Linked DNA regions of Homo sapiens: region 2 is linked to region 1. A link is an interaction called in ENCODE POLR2A ChIA-PET data of the cell type or tissue named here. Cell type or tissue: Panc1. All regions are shown on one strand.

Region 1 (8,000 bases):
GGGTTTACCTCATCAGAGGCTTGGCCTGTGGGACACTGCGGGAGAGGATTGGGAGAAGAAAGAGGGGTGAGCCCTGTTGTCCTCTTCCATGCCCTGACCCAGCAGCATGGCTGGGGGAGGCGCTCTGGCCCTAAGCTTCACTTCCACCACGAAGCCTTCTCTGACTTACTCTCTGCATCCTCGTCCCCAACCCACCTCAGTACTTAGTACATGCCCCAGAAGATAGACCTGACCCTCTGCGGCCTTGGATCACCAGAGTTGTTTTCCTGGGCACACTTAGGCATCCTGCCTCTCCCATCAGACTACGTTACCCAGTCAGACGTGATGCCCTGGAATGTGCCCCCCATCCATCAGTGTCCCTCTCAGACTGCCACTTGGAGAGCAGGCTGTGTCTTCCCCTCAGTGTACCCCCCTTAGACTGAGCCCCTCCCCCTTGCCTGTGGGCCCCATGGAAGGCTTTGTGGAGAAACCCCCTCCACCCAGTCTCTTTAACCACAGCCTCCCTCCCTACTTCTCAGGAAACCACAGGAGAAAGAACAGGATGGGATTTTAGAGAAGTGGCCAGGAGGCCCTGAAACTGCTAGTGAAGTGGCTGTGGCCAGGGGGCCCAGGGACCTGCCCAGCCTTGGGATGGGGGTGTGTGGGGGGAGGGGGCAGTACCACAGACCCCCGTATGGGCCACTGGGACATGTAAGAGTTCAAGTCCTCCTTCTCCAGGATATATTTCAGAGACAATGAGGCTGAATTCAGTACTTGCAGTACCGAAAAAAAAAAATCTAACTTTACTTACAAAAACCCCAGATCCAAAGCAACCCTAGAGCTGATATTATATAGGGTATGGAAAGCATGGCATTCAGCAATTCGCTGATTTTCAAAAGTTGGACTGTGTGCAGATTGGCTGACTTTCAGTCTTGGCAGTTAGGGATTGGCTGACTTTCAGAAGCAAATCACTGGAGTAAGACCCTTGCTGATTGGCTGGCTCTCAGAAGCATGGTCCCTGGAATGAAGCTGTTGCTGATTGGTTGGCTCTCAGGGGACTGAAGTAACGTGATCAATGACTGATTGGACCAGGTTGAAAATAAGTCTGTGTGACTTGTTCCTGGCTTCAGACTAGTTCTCAAAACAGTCCCCCACCCCCCGCCTTTTTACTTGCTTTTAAAAGACAGAGTCTGGCTCTGTCACCCAGGCTGGAGTGCAGTGGCACGATCATGGCTCACTGCAGCCTCAAACTCCTGGGCTCAAGCAGTCCTCCCAACTCGGCCTCCTGAGTATAGTAGCTGGGACTGCAGGCATGTGCCACCACACCCTGCTAATTTATGTATTTTTGGTAGAGACAGGGTCTTGCTATGTTGCCCAGGCTGGTCTTGAACTCCTGTCCTCAAGCAATCCTCCAACCTTGGCCACCTCCCAAAAGGCTGGGACTACAGACTTGAGCCACTGAGCCTGGCCGCTCCCTTCCCTGCCCTTTTGTGAATTTAGAGAATAGAAACATTTTGTTTTCACCTCCCCCACATTCCTGGCTTTCCCTTTTCTGACCAGCCAAGCACTGATCATCTGTACCCACACTCCAGAATTGTCCAGAAGTCAGTTTGCCCAGGCCTGGTCATTCCATCCTTCAAAAACTCTTTCATGGAGACTGCAGCTCTAGAAAGCAGACCTGTGCCCTTCCTTTCTGGTGCTTGGCACACCCTCCTCATCCCCTGTTTGAATGGATGAATGAGTGAGTGAATGAATGAATGAATGGCTGTAAGGAGGTTACATGGTAGATTTGGCAGAACTAGTATAAGCCATATCCTCCCTTCCTTTTCTGACCCCTGTAAAATCCAGCCTCAGCATTCCCCACTGAACCCCCCAACCTCTGCCCCCCCACACACATAAGAATGTGGACTGCCCACAGCTCACCAGTTCCTCTGGAACCAGTTTGAACCCCCTGTGACCCAGCAGGGCCCCCACTCCCCCTTGAGTGTTAAGATTTTTGGATTAGTTGGCTTGAACTGTTCTAGAAAACAACAGAGTACCTTTGAGAAAAACAAAATGCATTAATTTGGGCCCTAGGTCAGAAAAACAAATTTATATTTGGCTTTGATCTGGGTTGATTTTAGCCTTTGGCTATCGATCAGGAGAGTGAGAGGGTAGCAAGGGTTGTCTTTGCCCTAAAGTAAGAGACATGGGTTTAAACCCTGCTCTGGCCAGAATCATGTAGGGAACTGGACCAGGCCTTCCTATTTCTGTTCATTTCAGCACACATTTAATGAGTACTTACTGTGTGTTAAGTATGGTGTTGTACAGATAGACTGCCCCAGCCCTCAAGGAGCTCAGTCTAGAGGGTAGAGAGATAAGTGAGTAAAGGCTTACAGTTTAGAGGGATCAGGGCTGTTAGGGAGGGGAGTGAGCAGGGGGGCTGTGTGAGCCCAGGAGAGGCACCAGATTCAACTTAGATTGAGAGGTGACATCAGAAAGATATTATGGGCCAACTCTGGGCACACTGCCTATGAATTCACCCTGCTTTGCAAGGAATAGTATGGTTAATAAAATTCTTTAAAAAAGAAAAAGATGTTATGGAAGTATGTTACATTATTTGTATGGCCCAGTGTAAAACGAAAGTGCAAGGCTTCTTATTCAGATTTCAAGATGTCAGCAGCAGAGGATTAAACTAAGCACAGGGCCCTACTGAGCACAGGGCTCTGTGTGACCTCACAGCTCTCATCCCATGAAGCCAGCCCTGCTGGAAGGAGGAGATGCCTGACCTGAGTGTGAATGATGAGTGTGAGTGTGAGTGTGCCACGGGAAGCACGGTGAGCAAACAGCCTGATGCGTGTGAGGACCAGGCAGCCCTGTGAGATTCCAAGAACCTCCTTTCCTCAGATCTGGGTCTTAATATCTGCCCAGTGGCCAGTGTAGCCCAGGCTTTGGGAATCATGCGAGGTTGCCAGCTGTCCTTTTTTGGGAGAGGGTGGGGCTGGGAGTAGAGAACACAATCTTTTTTTTTTTTTTTTTTTGAGACAGAGCCTCCCTCTGTCACCCAGGCTGGAGTGCAATGACACAATCTCAGCTCACTTCAACCTCCACCTCCTGGGTTCAAGTGATTCTCCTGCCTCAGCCTCCAGGGTAGCTGGGACTATTGATGTGTACCACTACACCCAGCTGATTTTTGTACTTTTAGTAGAGATGGGGTTTCACCATGTTGGCCAGGCTGGTCTTGAACTCCTGACCTCAAGTGATCCACCTGCCTCAGCCTCCCAAAGTGCTGGGATTACAGAAGTGAGCCACTGCACCCATCTTTAAACCATAATTTCTAATCTTGTAGCTAATTGTTAGTCCTGCAAAGGCAGACTGGTCCCCAGGCAAGAAGGGGGTCTTTTCGGGAAAGGGCTGTTACCAATTTTGTTTCAGAGTCAAGCCATGAACTGAATTCCTTCCCAAAGTTAGTTCAGCCTATACTCAGGAATGAACCAGGACAGCTTAAAGGTTAGAAGCAAGATAGAGTCAGTTAGGTCTGATCTCTTTTGCTGTCATAATTTCCTCAGTTATAATTTTTGCAAAGGCAGTTTCAATCCCCCCCTTTTGGTTTCATAGTATCTTATTCTTAAGGTGTGGGCTATGAAGATGGGAAAAGGTTGTCAATCGCTCTGGATTCTTCCTGCTGACAGGGGGCATGGAACGGGTAGGTGTTGACCCCAAGGTGAGAGGAATGGAACTGCTTTGCAGCTGTCTGAGCTGTCTGAGCATACTCCCACATACTCAGCATACTGAGCTGGGGTTCTGGGGCTTTCATGACAAAGGTGTTACTATTCTCATTGTAACCTCTCAATGGGTTCACCTTGCCCACTGCCTAGACAGAGCTGATTTGTCAAAACAGGGGAATTGCAATAGAGAAAGAGTAATTCACACAGAGTGAGCTGTGTAGGAGACTGAAGTTTTATTACTTAAATCAGTCTCCCAGAGCATTCCAGGATCAGAGTTTTTAAGGACAACTTGGTGGGTGGGGAGAAGCCAATGAGCCAGCACTGGGGTGCTGATTGGTCAGGTCAGAGACAGTTGTTGCACTGAGTCAGTTCCTGGGTGGGGACCACAAGATCAGATGAGCCAGTTTATGGATGTGGGTGGTGCCAGCTGATCATCAAGTCCTAGGTCTGTAAAATATCTCAAGCACCGATCTTAGGAGCAGTTTAGGGAGGGTCAGAATCTTATAGCCTCCAGCAGCATGACTCCTAAACCATAATTTCTAATCTTGTGGCTAATTTGTTAGTCCTACAAAGGCAGTCTGGTCCCCAGGCAAGAAAGGGATTTCCCTTTGGAAAAGTCTGTCATCATCTTTGTTTTAAACTATAAACTATAAACCAAATTCTTCCCAAAGTCAGTTCAGCCTACGCCCATGAATGAATAAGGACAGCTTGGAGGTTAGAAGCAAGATGGACTTGGTTAGCTCAGATCTCTTTCACTGTCTCAGTTATAATTTTGCCATGGTGGCTTCATCATCTATAGTTTCAGTACAGCATTTAAATTGACAGTGTACTATAAGGCAAATAATGAGTTCTAGGATAAGGAGTGCAATTCCCCGTTTTAGAAGTAAAGATTTGAAAGCATTAGTTTGGGGACTTGTAGTCCAAAAAACATTCAGGATTTAGTCTAAATTGAAGAAAAATACAAATAAAAACTCAAAAACAACTAACAATAAGTATACTGTAGTTTTTGGAACATAATTTTTCTCTCTGCAGTCCTTATTTTTATTAAAAACAAATTATAATAGGACTGATTTGTTTGGAAAATAAACTTTAGTTGTATTATACTTGGTCTGATTATTTGCATAAGGCACAGCAAGAATAATTATTTTTCACATCAGGCTTTTTTTTTTTTTTTTTTTGAGACAGAGTCTCACACTGTCTCCCAGGCTGGAGTGCAATGGTGCGGTCTCGGCTCACTGCAACCTCTGCCTCCCAGGTTCAAGTGATTCTCCTTGCCTAGGCCTCCCAAGTAGCTGGGATTACAGGTGCCCACCACCATGCCCAGCTAATTTTTTTGTATTTTTAATAGAGACGGGGTTTCACCATGTTGGCCAGGCTGGTCTCAAACTCCTGACCTCGTGATCCACCCACCTCGGCCTCCCAAAGTGCTGGGATTAGGATTACAGGCATGAGCCACTGTGCCTGGCCTCACATAGGCTTTTAAAATTGGCTTTGCAGGCGTGGTGGCAGGAACCTGGAATCCCAGCTACTCAGGAGGCTAAAGCAGGAGAATCGTTTGAACCTGGGAGGTAGAGGTTGCAGTGACCTGAGATTGTGCCATTGCACTCCAGCCTGGGTGACAAGCGCAAAACTCCACCTCAAAATAATTAATAAATAAAAATAAATTTTAAAAAATTGGCTTTGAAGGAACTGTGTTCCAAAAGAATCTCAGATAAGACTTTTTTAAAGCTGAGACCAGCCATGGGTTTGTACCCTCAAATGCCTATGAGTTGGGTAAATTCCTCTCCTCTTGAGGTCCCAAGATAACTCGGGGCTCCTGGGACTCTCAGAAAGTGACATTCTTTACTTATCACAAATCAGGAACCCTGTACAGGGACTGTGTAGACAAGGTATGAGGCCAGTTTTCCCAAGGGGATTTTATTGGCTCTATAAGTCAAGTTTAATTCCTTAAAGGAAAGCACGTCATTCCAGTCAAAGTTTTGGTAAAATAACCAGTTTCTCCAACTGTGTCCTGTTGCAAAAGAAAACATTCTTATTGTACTTATGCAAATAACTATATTGCCATTAAGTTAAGAATACTCACAAATAGTTTCCAAAATCTGGAGAAATCGGGTAAAGAGAAACAAATATGCTTCAAATTTTGTTCACAGGAATATACTTTACTCAATTGTTAAAAGCTGAAAATAGCTCAAAAGAAAAGTTTTCTTAACTCTGAGAAACAAAAAGGATCAGCAATCTTTTAAGCAAAAAAAAAAAAAATTGCTTTAATTTTCTATTGGTTGAGTCTATTCAGTTAACTCCTGTTCTGCTTGATATTCATGAACATTTCAGCTCTCCATGAGAGTCCTGAAAGTTTTTTTCTTTATTGTAATGTAATAATCTCTATAGTGACTGGGCACAGTGGGTAATGCCTGTAATCCCTGCACTTTAGGAGGCCAAGGCGGATGGATCACCTGAGGTCAGGAGTTCGAGACCAGCCTGGCCAACATGTTGAAACCCCATTTCTACTAAAAATACAAAAAATTAGCCAGACATGGTGGTGGGCGCCTGTAATCTCAAGCTACTCAGGAGGTTAAGGCAGGAGAATCCCTTGAACTCAGGAGGCGGAGGTTGCAGTGAGCCAAAATCGCGCCACTGCACTCCAGCCAGGGCAAAAAGAGCAAAACTCCGTCTCAAATAATAATAATAATAATAATAATAATCTCCATAGTTATCAGAAACTTTCATTCAAGAGCACCTGTCAACATTTAATAGCTGATTATAAAACCACTTTCTAAAGAGGACCAAGGAAAGACAGCAATTGACTGTGGATGACAAAAGCATTTAGGGAAGCCACAGTCAAAGACACAGTTGACAAGGAAATTTGTTACCTCTGTGGCACACAATAATTCAACACAACAATTATAATTATTAATAACATATACTGTAGCATATCAGAATTACAGGAACCCTATACAATTTTGCAACACATACTAAAAACAAATTTATATAAATATAACCCAAAGAAAGTTAAACACCATTTTATATTTGACAATGTTTCCTGCATGGTATTAATACATTAAATAAGCTGAATATGTCTTTTTGGACTTCAGGGCACCTAATTTTTTTCTCTTTTTAACTTAGAGCTTGATTTTGAAAGGTTTGTTAAATATCAAAGGCTTAAAACATTGGATATTACAAAATAGAATCCTAGGTTACCATAAGTCATTCATTTAACCAAAATAATAACTCAAAAATTTTTTAGCCTGGGTACTGTGGCTCACCCTGTAATCCCAGCACTTTGGAAGGCCAAGGTGGGTAGATCTCTTGAGATCAGGAATTCAAGACCAGCCTGGCCAACATGCCAAAACCCTGTCTCTACTAATACAAAAATTAGCTGGGCATGGTGGCATGGGCCTGTAATCCCAGATACTAGGGAGGCTAAGGCAGGGGAATCTCTTGAACCCAGGAGGCAGAGGTTGTAGTGAGCCAAGATTGTGCCACTGCACTCCAGCCTGGGTGACAGAGCAAGACTTCATCTCAAAAAAAGTTTCTTTTTTGTTTTTTTGGTTTTTTTAAGGAAAAATCTTTATTCTGATAGAGAGGAGATTCAGCTTTATAAACAATACCCAATGAAGACATGAGGCCAACTGACTCTGTCTCTTCTCTCTCCCCTCCCACCAGTGCTTTTTGTAGTTCACTTAAAAGACAAACAAAAATCTTTCATTGTCTCTTAATGTTACATAAAAATCTTTTTCAAACAAAAAAAAAAACTAAATTTCATGTATGCATTAGTGCATCTTTAATGCTAAAGCTAGTTTTTAATAAAATTCTATAAGTGTATCCAGTTTTAATTAGCTTGACCATAAGGTAAGATTCTTTTTTTTTTTTTTTTTTTTTTGAGACAGAGTCTCACTCTGTCACCCAGGCTGGAGTGCAGTGGCGTGATCTTGGCTCACTGCAAGCTCTGCCTCCCAGGTTCACACCATTCTCCTGCCTCAGCCTCCCGAGTAGCTGGGACTACAGGCACCCGTTACCATGCCTGGCTAATTTATTTTGTATTTTTTAGTAGAGACGGGGTTTCACCATGTTCGCCAGGATGGACTCGATTTCCTGACCTCGTGATCCACCCACCTCGGCCTCCCAAAGTGATGGGATTGCAGGCGTGAGCCACCGTGCCCAGCCAAGGTAAGATTCTTATAAACCTTTTATAACCCTTTACAATTTTTTTTAGAACAGAACAATGTTCTTAAAAAATTCTGCTGTGCTTTTTTTTTTTTTTTTTTTTTTGAGATGGAGTCTGGCTCTGTTGCCTGGCCTGGAGTGTAGTGGCAC
Region 2 (8,000 bases), 140 kb after region 1:
CCAGCTCTGCCACCTGGTAGGCGTGGCTGGTTCACATCTCATTGGAGTACGTGTAATTGGGGGTGGCGGAATACTGAGTCTGAGGCTGATTCATGGCACCCTGGGCTGCCCCCATGGCTGCGTTCTGGGCTGCCTGCTGCACATGTGGATTCTTCCAGGCCCCTGTGGTCCACTCCTCCTGAGCTTTGCTGAAACTCCCCCCACTTCCCCGGTAAAATTTATGAACCTGTAGGAAAAAGAGCGTAAAGAAGGGTTAATCAAAGAGAAAAGGCAGCCCATCCAGGAAATAGATGGGACCCATCTGTAAAAAAAAAACAGTGCTCCCTCCCCATGAATGCCTCTGTAGGAGAGTCCTGCAGGCCATTCCAGAGTGAGTCCCTTGGAAGACCTCGGGATCCTCTTGCAACTTGGAGGAGGGCTTGTTTCAGAACATGGCCCCTTCCCAAAGCCACCTTCTCACCCTTGAGGGGACCACGTACCATGCTGAGGGCGATGAAGGAAAAGACGGCCATCACTGTGAACATGACAGTGGGAATTAGCATCACCACCGCCGAGCCAATGTTCGTTCCGAAGAAGGAGATGGTAGCAATCCAGCCGCTGCAGGAAGAGGCCAGTGTGGGGCTGCGGGCAGGATAAGAGGTGCCCAGGAGCCCCCCGCTAGAGGAAGGGACCGTCTCATTGCCACAGGGAGGAAACATATCACTGGATGCAGAGGGACCATCTTACTGATACCCAAAGAACCTGTGCCAGTGGCTCAAGAAGACCCCATCCCTGTGGCTCAGAGGTGCTCTTCAGATACAACACTTTCTTCCCCCAGGTTTTCCTATAATCCCTGACACCCCTCAGCCCCCAAGAAACCACTGCCAGGTTCTCCTTCCCTCTGATGCTATGGTTGTACTACTACACTATCCCGAATCCTCTCACTCTCCCAACAACCCATCACTCAGGCCCCATAGGCTAGACAGCTTAGCACACAAAGGTAAGCAAAAGATACACCCACAACGCCACCCCTGCCAGCCCCAGGCCACACCCCTGCCTCTTACCAGACGCCCCAGCCTGGGATGCCCACGGCCTGGATGATGCTGATGACCAACTGAGCCATGAAGGTAAAGAAGAATGCCATGAAACTGAAGGAGCTGTCAGTCCTGCGGCAGAGGAGGTGGCTCCCGTCACCTGGGCAGAGGGCCAGGGCTTCCCTGCCTTCAAGGCCCCCAAGCCCTTCCAAGTTTAAGTGCATAATGGACAGAAGACATTTAAAGGCCTTAATTGAGAGGTCAGAAGGGGTTAGTTCTACCCATACATCTTTGCAAGTTTCCACGTGGTAGACCTGTGTGTTGCAACATTACACAGGGAGGGATTTCCCATGAACAGACCACCCACTGGTACATGGATGGACGGCCTCATTGGCATAGAAATAGATGGCTCCACTGAGGCAGGAATAAATAGTCTCATTGTCAAGGGGATGGACAATGACACCAAGACAGCTAGCTCCACTGGTACATGGATGGATGGTCTCATAGGCTCAGAGATAGAAAGTCTCATTGGAACTAGAATGGACACCCTATTGGCACCAAAACAGTAGCTAATTGGCACTTAGATGGATGGCCTGATTGGCACAAAGAGATTTAAGGCCCCATTAGCATTGAGATGGATATTCTACTGGCACCAAGACAGATAGCCTTGGTACATTGATGAATAGTCACATTGGCACAAAGATTGAAAATGCCATTTGGCACTAGGTAGACACCCACTGGCACCAAGACAGCAAGCCCCACTGATATGTGGATGGGTGTTCCCTTTGGCACACAGTTGGATGACCTCATTGCACATGAACAGTGTCAATGGTACATGGCTGGCTGGTCCCATTGGCACATGGATAGATGGTGTCCTTGGCACCAAGTCGGCTAGCCCCACAGGTACTAGGATGGGCAGCTCCACCAAGACAGGCAGCCCCACAGGCAAAATTTAACATGCAGCTGCCTGAGGAAGGGGATGACAGAAGAAAAAATAGGCCTGGTCTGTCTATATTTCCCCCACCCAAGGGTAGAGTGAGGAGGAAAGAAACTAACTCTCAGCCCTCTCACCTCAACTTGGCACCCCCAGAAAGCCCAGGCCCTACCTAGCAATCTGAGCCAAAGGTGAGCAAGGGAAAGTGAGTTTGGGGGAGGGTAAAAAAAAAAAAAAAGAAGTGAGAAAAGATATGGAGAAGAGACAGGGGAGATGGGCAGAGACGGCTAGGCACTGCGGATAGCACCAACCACTTACTTGAAGGCCTTGTAAATGGGCCGAAACCAGCAGACGTAGGAGCAGGGTGTGAAGAGGATGAGCCAGAGAAAGGCGAGGCCAAAGTTGGTGGCTCCCCCGCCTCCGATCAGCCACGCGAGACAGCCCACCAGGTTCACGGCCAGCGTGACGCTGTTCACTGCAGGCCCAGGAGCACATGCACACATAGAGACAGACACCCAGGCCCATAGAGAGACACATGAGCACCCGGACATGGGCACACACACACCAGTAACGCAACAGAGACCCACAATCAAGCCAGGCCAACAGCGCAGACAAGCACAGAGAGATGCAGACACATTCACAGATTCACACCCACACAAAAGACCCACAACCCGTACCAACAAATACATACAGAGACACAGGAGACACACATACACACGCAGAGGAGTAAAGACTGTAAGAACGCAAGCTGGGAGCTCGAACCAACCCCCACCCCTCAACCCCAGCACCCACTCCTGAGAAATCTGGAGAGCACAGCCTCCAGAACCCAGAGCTTCTGCCCAGCAAGCCCCTTTGAAGGGCCCCAAAGCCTCAGGGTGGTAGAAATGCTCTTGTCCTTGTCAAGAATGGCTTCAGCCCCTGACCCTCCCAGACTCACAGCAATCACCAAGCCCAAGACATGGGAAACCGACCTTACACTTTCTCTTTCGAGATATGGGCATGGAAAGGGAAAAATAAAAGGCCTTGTGGAAACATCTCTTCTAGCCATTGTGCCATCTACCTTGCACTTAAATGGGGCAGGCATTGGCGGCTGGAATCTCAGTCTTTATCTAATCTATTTCTTTTTTTTTTTTTTTTTTTTTGAGATGGAATTTCACTCTGTCGCCCAGGCTGGAGTGCAGTGGCGCGATCTCAGCTCACTGCAACCTCCACTTCTCAGGTTCAAGCGATTCTCCTGCTTCAGCCTCCTGAGTAGCTGGGATTACAGGTGCCTGCCATCACGCCCAGCTAATTTTTGTATTTTTAGCAGAGATGGTTTTTCGCCAAGTTGGCCAGGCTGGTCTCGAACTCCTGACCTCAGGTGATCCACCCGCCTTGGCCTCCCACAGTGCCGGATTATAGGTGTGAGTCACAGTGCCCAGCTATCTAATCTATTTCTTAGATAACACTCATGCCAGCTCCTTGAAGAAGTCTTCCTTTGCTACTGCAACCTCATCATCTCCCATCCCTCTGACCTTCTACAGACCTGGGCTGCTCTCAAGGTTCCCCAGATATAAATCCCAGCCCATCAACCAGACTAAAAGTTCCCCAAGAACAGGACCCAGGCCCCCCCCCCTCTGTCCCCACCTCATCTAGCTGAACTAGGAGGCACAGTGTCACTGAGTCACGGCCAGCAGGGACCTCAAAGATTTACAGATAAAAGTGATGCTGGTACTAACACACATGCGGGTCTGTGCAGCACATCATTATCTAACATCAGGGCACTCCCTTCCTTGAAAACAAAGCTAAGTCCACAAAGACCTGCTGAATAAACAAAGGAAGGAGGGCTCAACCGTGGCCTCAAACAGCCAGGCATCTGTGGTCCTGTCTTCTGAATAGAACCCTTAAGCACCTCAAGGGTTATATACATTTCCTTGGGAGTAAAGCACCTGCGGGTGCCTAGTGAGGACTTAAGGAGATATTTATAGCCCTTAAATCCAGCTTCTGGATGAGATGTTCCCAGAAGTTGAGTTCCCAGAGCCCAGGTCAGACACAGTGACCTACAAGCCTGGCCTGACCACCGTGTCACCCATCTCAGGGCCCCTCATGGGTGGGCATTTCTTCCTGTACATTTCAGCTGTATTTCCTCTATCCCTGTTCATTGCCCCAAAATCTCCTGGAGGCTTGGTGTTAAAACTGATTTTATTTGCTCTTTATATAGAAAAGACACTAACCTATTATATTGGTTCACATCTCTCCCCAGTCCAACCTGCCCCAGCTCCCTTGCTCAAACACCTCTGCTGCAATTATTCTGCTTCCTCTCTGGAATGGATACCCATGAGCTCAGCCCCTCTCTCTCTCTAGCCATCAGCTTCTTTCTGTCTTCACTCTTCTCCTTATCCAGCTTAGATTCCATAATTCATTACTCATTTTCTTATTCCCTCCCCTGCCCTGCCTTCTGGCCACACTCACCCTAGATGAACATAATTCTCATCTGTACCTGAGCTGAATGTTGCTAAGAAAAAAGGGGACCCCATGAGGAAGACTGTAAATTCACATCAGCCAATGTCAAATGAACCTTGTGTGTGGCCCAGAAATCTTAGGGGCCGGGTTTCTTTGGAGAGTGTCCTCACTATCCGTCGACAAACATGGCCTCGTTGTGAGCCCACTCTCCACACTACATCATATTTGATGGAAAAAATGGAAGCCATCAGAGGTAACTTCTTCATTTGCTTCCCAACATCTACAGACTTACCCACACCTGTCCCATCCCCCCTTCTCTCAGGTTACATGGTGGGAGATCCCTTCTTCACTCAAAGGCCAAGCCAGGCCTTGAAACTGAGTCTGTCTGCCCCATCCTCTTCCTACCATGCCATGAGGGACCTGCTGCAAAGACAGTATATTTTACCACCTTGTCGGCACATGCAAGCATCTGCCCAGGTAGGCAGCTAAGTGCAGGCCTCACTCAGGGCAGTGTCACATATAGCAGAACCCAACTGCAGTTACATTGCGGGTATCTTGGGATCCTGGGGCTCACACCCAGCACAGGATAGCCAGCTTGCCTCCCCCTCACATGCCTAAGAGGTACCTTCTAACTAGCCTCAGCACAGCCAAGTCCCATCCCCCCAAGAAGACACCTTTCCCACCCCCTGCTACAGATCACCAGAAATGAGGCCTTTACACTCTCAGCCTTAAAACCTTAGAACATTGATGCTAAGGTTTTCTAAATAAAGAATTCTAGATTATTTAATTATTTTTTTAGAGGCAGGCTCTTACTCTGTCACCCAGGGTGGAGTGCAGTAGCATGATCATAGCTCACTGCAGCCTTGAACTCCTGGGCTCAAGTGATCCTCCCACCTTAGTCCCCTGAGTAGCTAGGACTACAGGCATGTGCCACTATTCCCAGCTAGTTTTTTTAAAGAGATGGGGTATTGCTATGTTGCCCATACTGGTCTCAAACTCCTAGGCTCATTGGATCCTCCTGCCTTGGCCTCCTGAATAGCTGGGACTACAAGTGTGAGCCACCACACAGGCCTAATTTTTTTATTTTCTGTAGAGACAGGGGTCTTGCTGTGTTGCCTAGGCTGGTCTTAAACTCCTTACCTCAAGTGATCCTCCTGGCTCAGCCTCCCAAAGTGCCGGGATCACAGGTGTGAACCACTGTGCCTGACATTAGACTCTTACAGGTATAGACCACCCAACACAGAGCTGCATGGAACCACAGCAATCGCCAAGCCAATACTTTCTTCCTACAAATGAGGAACCTGCTGCTTGGCAAGCACAGTGACCAGGCAAACTTGATCCCACAGCTCCCAACTCCCAGCTGAATCCTCCTCTCTTTGAGCAATCTTCCAGAGAAAGCAAGACAAATAAGGCTTTGAGGGAAGGATTCCTCTCCAAATCCAGAATCCTGAGGTCCTGACAGTCCCCAGAGGTTCCCTGGAAAGTTACTCCAGTGGAAGGGAAAGGGGAAGCAAGAAGACAGGGATTACACTGCAGAGAGGGACCCCTGTCCAGATGCTCTGTGAAAGGAGGGTGGAGGGGAAGGAAGGGAAGAGAGGCCTAGATGGGGGAGGTTGAGGGAAACTGAGGCCCAGTCGGGGAGGTGGCCCATGGAAGAAGCCTCTGGGAGCCTGGCAGGGGAAGACTTATGGTCCATGCATATGCCACAAGTGGGACTGAAGGACAGTCAGGCCTGTGGGCACCCCACCCCGCTGCCCAGCACGCCCAGTCTTCCTGCCTCCTCCAGCCACCCTGGCCCACCCCCATCCCATGGCACTCACACATCCAGAGGTAGTAGAGGCGCTTGGTCATGCTGACATGCTGGGGAGGAATATCTGCCTCGAAGTCTTGGTAGAAACATGGCTTCAGCGGGATGAATTTGGGCAATGGTGGGAAGTTGTTCACTTTCTCTGTGGATGAGACACATTGCACAACATCACCTCCAGTCTTCCACCCGACAATCCAAGACGCCCATCCTTCCCCTGGCTGTGCTGCCCCATTGGCCCCTGTGGCCACCGGCCACTCTGCTTTCCCCACCCAGCCGTCCCTACCTCCCCGGGTCAGCTGTGATGATCCCAAAGTAGCCAAAGGCCCTGAGACAGTGTCACTCAGAATAAAAAACAATGTCACCTTGACAGACAGCATTTATTATTTTTTAATTCTGAGTGACACTGTCTCAGGGCCTCAAGGTACCACCCTCTCAGTGGGGGCAGCTCCAGGCAGAAGAAGCGGATGTGTGAGAATCTACAGACGTGGGTTCCAGCCTCCACTCAGCATTTGTGCTCTGGGGCAAATCATCGCCCCTCTCTAGACCTCAGTTTATTTGCTGGAGTGGGGGCTGGGCTACACGGTCCCTAAAGTTCCCTCCAGCTCTGGCATTCTACACCTCTGAGCCTTCTGAACCAGATAAAAAAGGCCTCAGAGTATTAGAAAGCAATAGAGACAGAGGGGAGGAGGGCTGAGCCACTCATGCAGCTAATCAGGCAGATGGACAGTAAGACAAGGACATCAAGGTGCTCAATTCCTGGTCCATAGGACCAAAGATCTGACAGAGGGCTAGACAATGTCATGTTGAAGTTCTCAGACAGGCCTCAGTGGAGAGAGTGGGGAAAGCTTGGGGACAGTAAGATGGAAAGAACCTGGCCTCCAAAGACTAGGGGAGATAAGGGAACCAGGAAGAGGGCCATCCACGCTATGCTCACTGTCATGTCCTACCCACACAGCCTGCCCCTCTCCTTACCTGCCATGATGTTACCAGCTGGCCCAGTGGCCTGCCCACACCTCTTTGTCCTGAACTGCAAGGAAAGAAAAGCCAGAGAAGGATGAGATCAGGGCCACACCCAACCCAGTCCCTCTCTACTCCTCATCTGGGCTGCAAGCTCCCCAGGACAGGACCCAGCACATACTCCCACAGTGCCGTGAATGCAATGGAGGCAGCTCCCCTCCTCCCAGAGCCACCCTTCCACCAGCTGCATCTTACCAGCTGCTCCCGCCCTCTGCTTCAAGGCACAAAATCTACTCTCTGAAAACCCCATCCAAGGGTAGGAAAGGAACCTGGGAGGGGATCCCATACAGGGAAAGCCAAGTGACATTCTATTCCTTGACCTTGAATTACAGACTGAGCCTCGGCCTTGGTCACAGGCTAGCCTCCCTTTGCTCCTTTTGCCTTTGTTCATTTATTAGGACACTTATATGGTGCTGGAAGAATGAGTGAGACAGATGTGGTCCCTGCTCTCCCCATGAAACAGTCAATCACCTCTGCAGTAAATCATACAAAAGGCAAGCACAGCCACCGTGAAAACATACACATCATGTCCTGGTGATCTAATCTGGTCTGGAGAGGCAGGGAAATTAAATTTTTTTAATTAAAAAACTTTTTTTGAGACAGGGTCTCTCTCTGTTGCCCAGGCTGGAGTGCAGTGGTATAATCCCAGCTCACGGCAGCCTCAGCCTCCCCAGGCTCAGGTGATCCTCCAAGCGCAGCCTCCTGAGTAGCTGGAACTACAGGCATGCACCACCAGGCCCAGCTAATTTTTATATTTTTTTGTAGAGATTAAGTTTCGCCATATCGC

The links. Peaks named below come from ENCODE experiments on the same cell type or tissue, not always from the same donor. Only the 100,000 strongest peaks of a DNase experiment are listed, where the experiment ranks them.
Region 2: POLR2A ChIA-PET joins it to region 1 with 15 read pairs; 5 of 35 experiments call an interaction of 5 or more read pairs at or near these places.

What each region holds. Positions count from the first base shown.
Region 1 is chr15:75,146,292-75,154,291 of GRCh38, reverse strand. No RefSeq gene overlaps it. Among named protein-coding and RNA genes, the nearest start is that of C15orf39, 52 kb to the left of the region's middle. In Panc1, no CTCF peak of the experiment used is centred here; a DNase peak (open chromatin) is centred at 4,011.
Region 2 is chr15:75,011,015-75,019,014 of GRCh38, reverse strand. SCAMP5 (secretory carrier membrane protein 5) reads right to left here. Exons shown (of 7, transcript NM_138967.4): 2 at 7,169-7,223; 3 at 6,210-6,338; 4 at 2,266-2,422; 5 at 1,044-1,145; 6 at 480-597; 7 at 1-226. The coding sequence starts at 7,175. The coding sequence ends at 32. Among named protein-coding and RNA genes, the nearest start is that of PPCDC, 8.6 kb to the left of the region's middle. In Panc1, no CTCF peak of the experiment used is centred here; no DNase peak of the experiment used is centred here.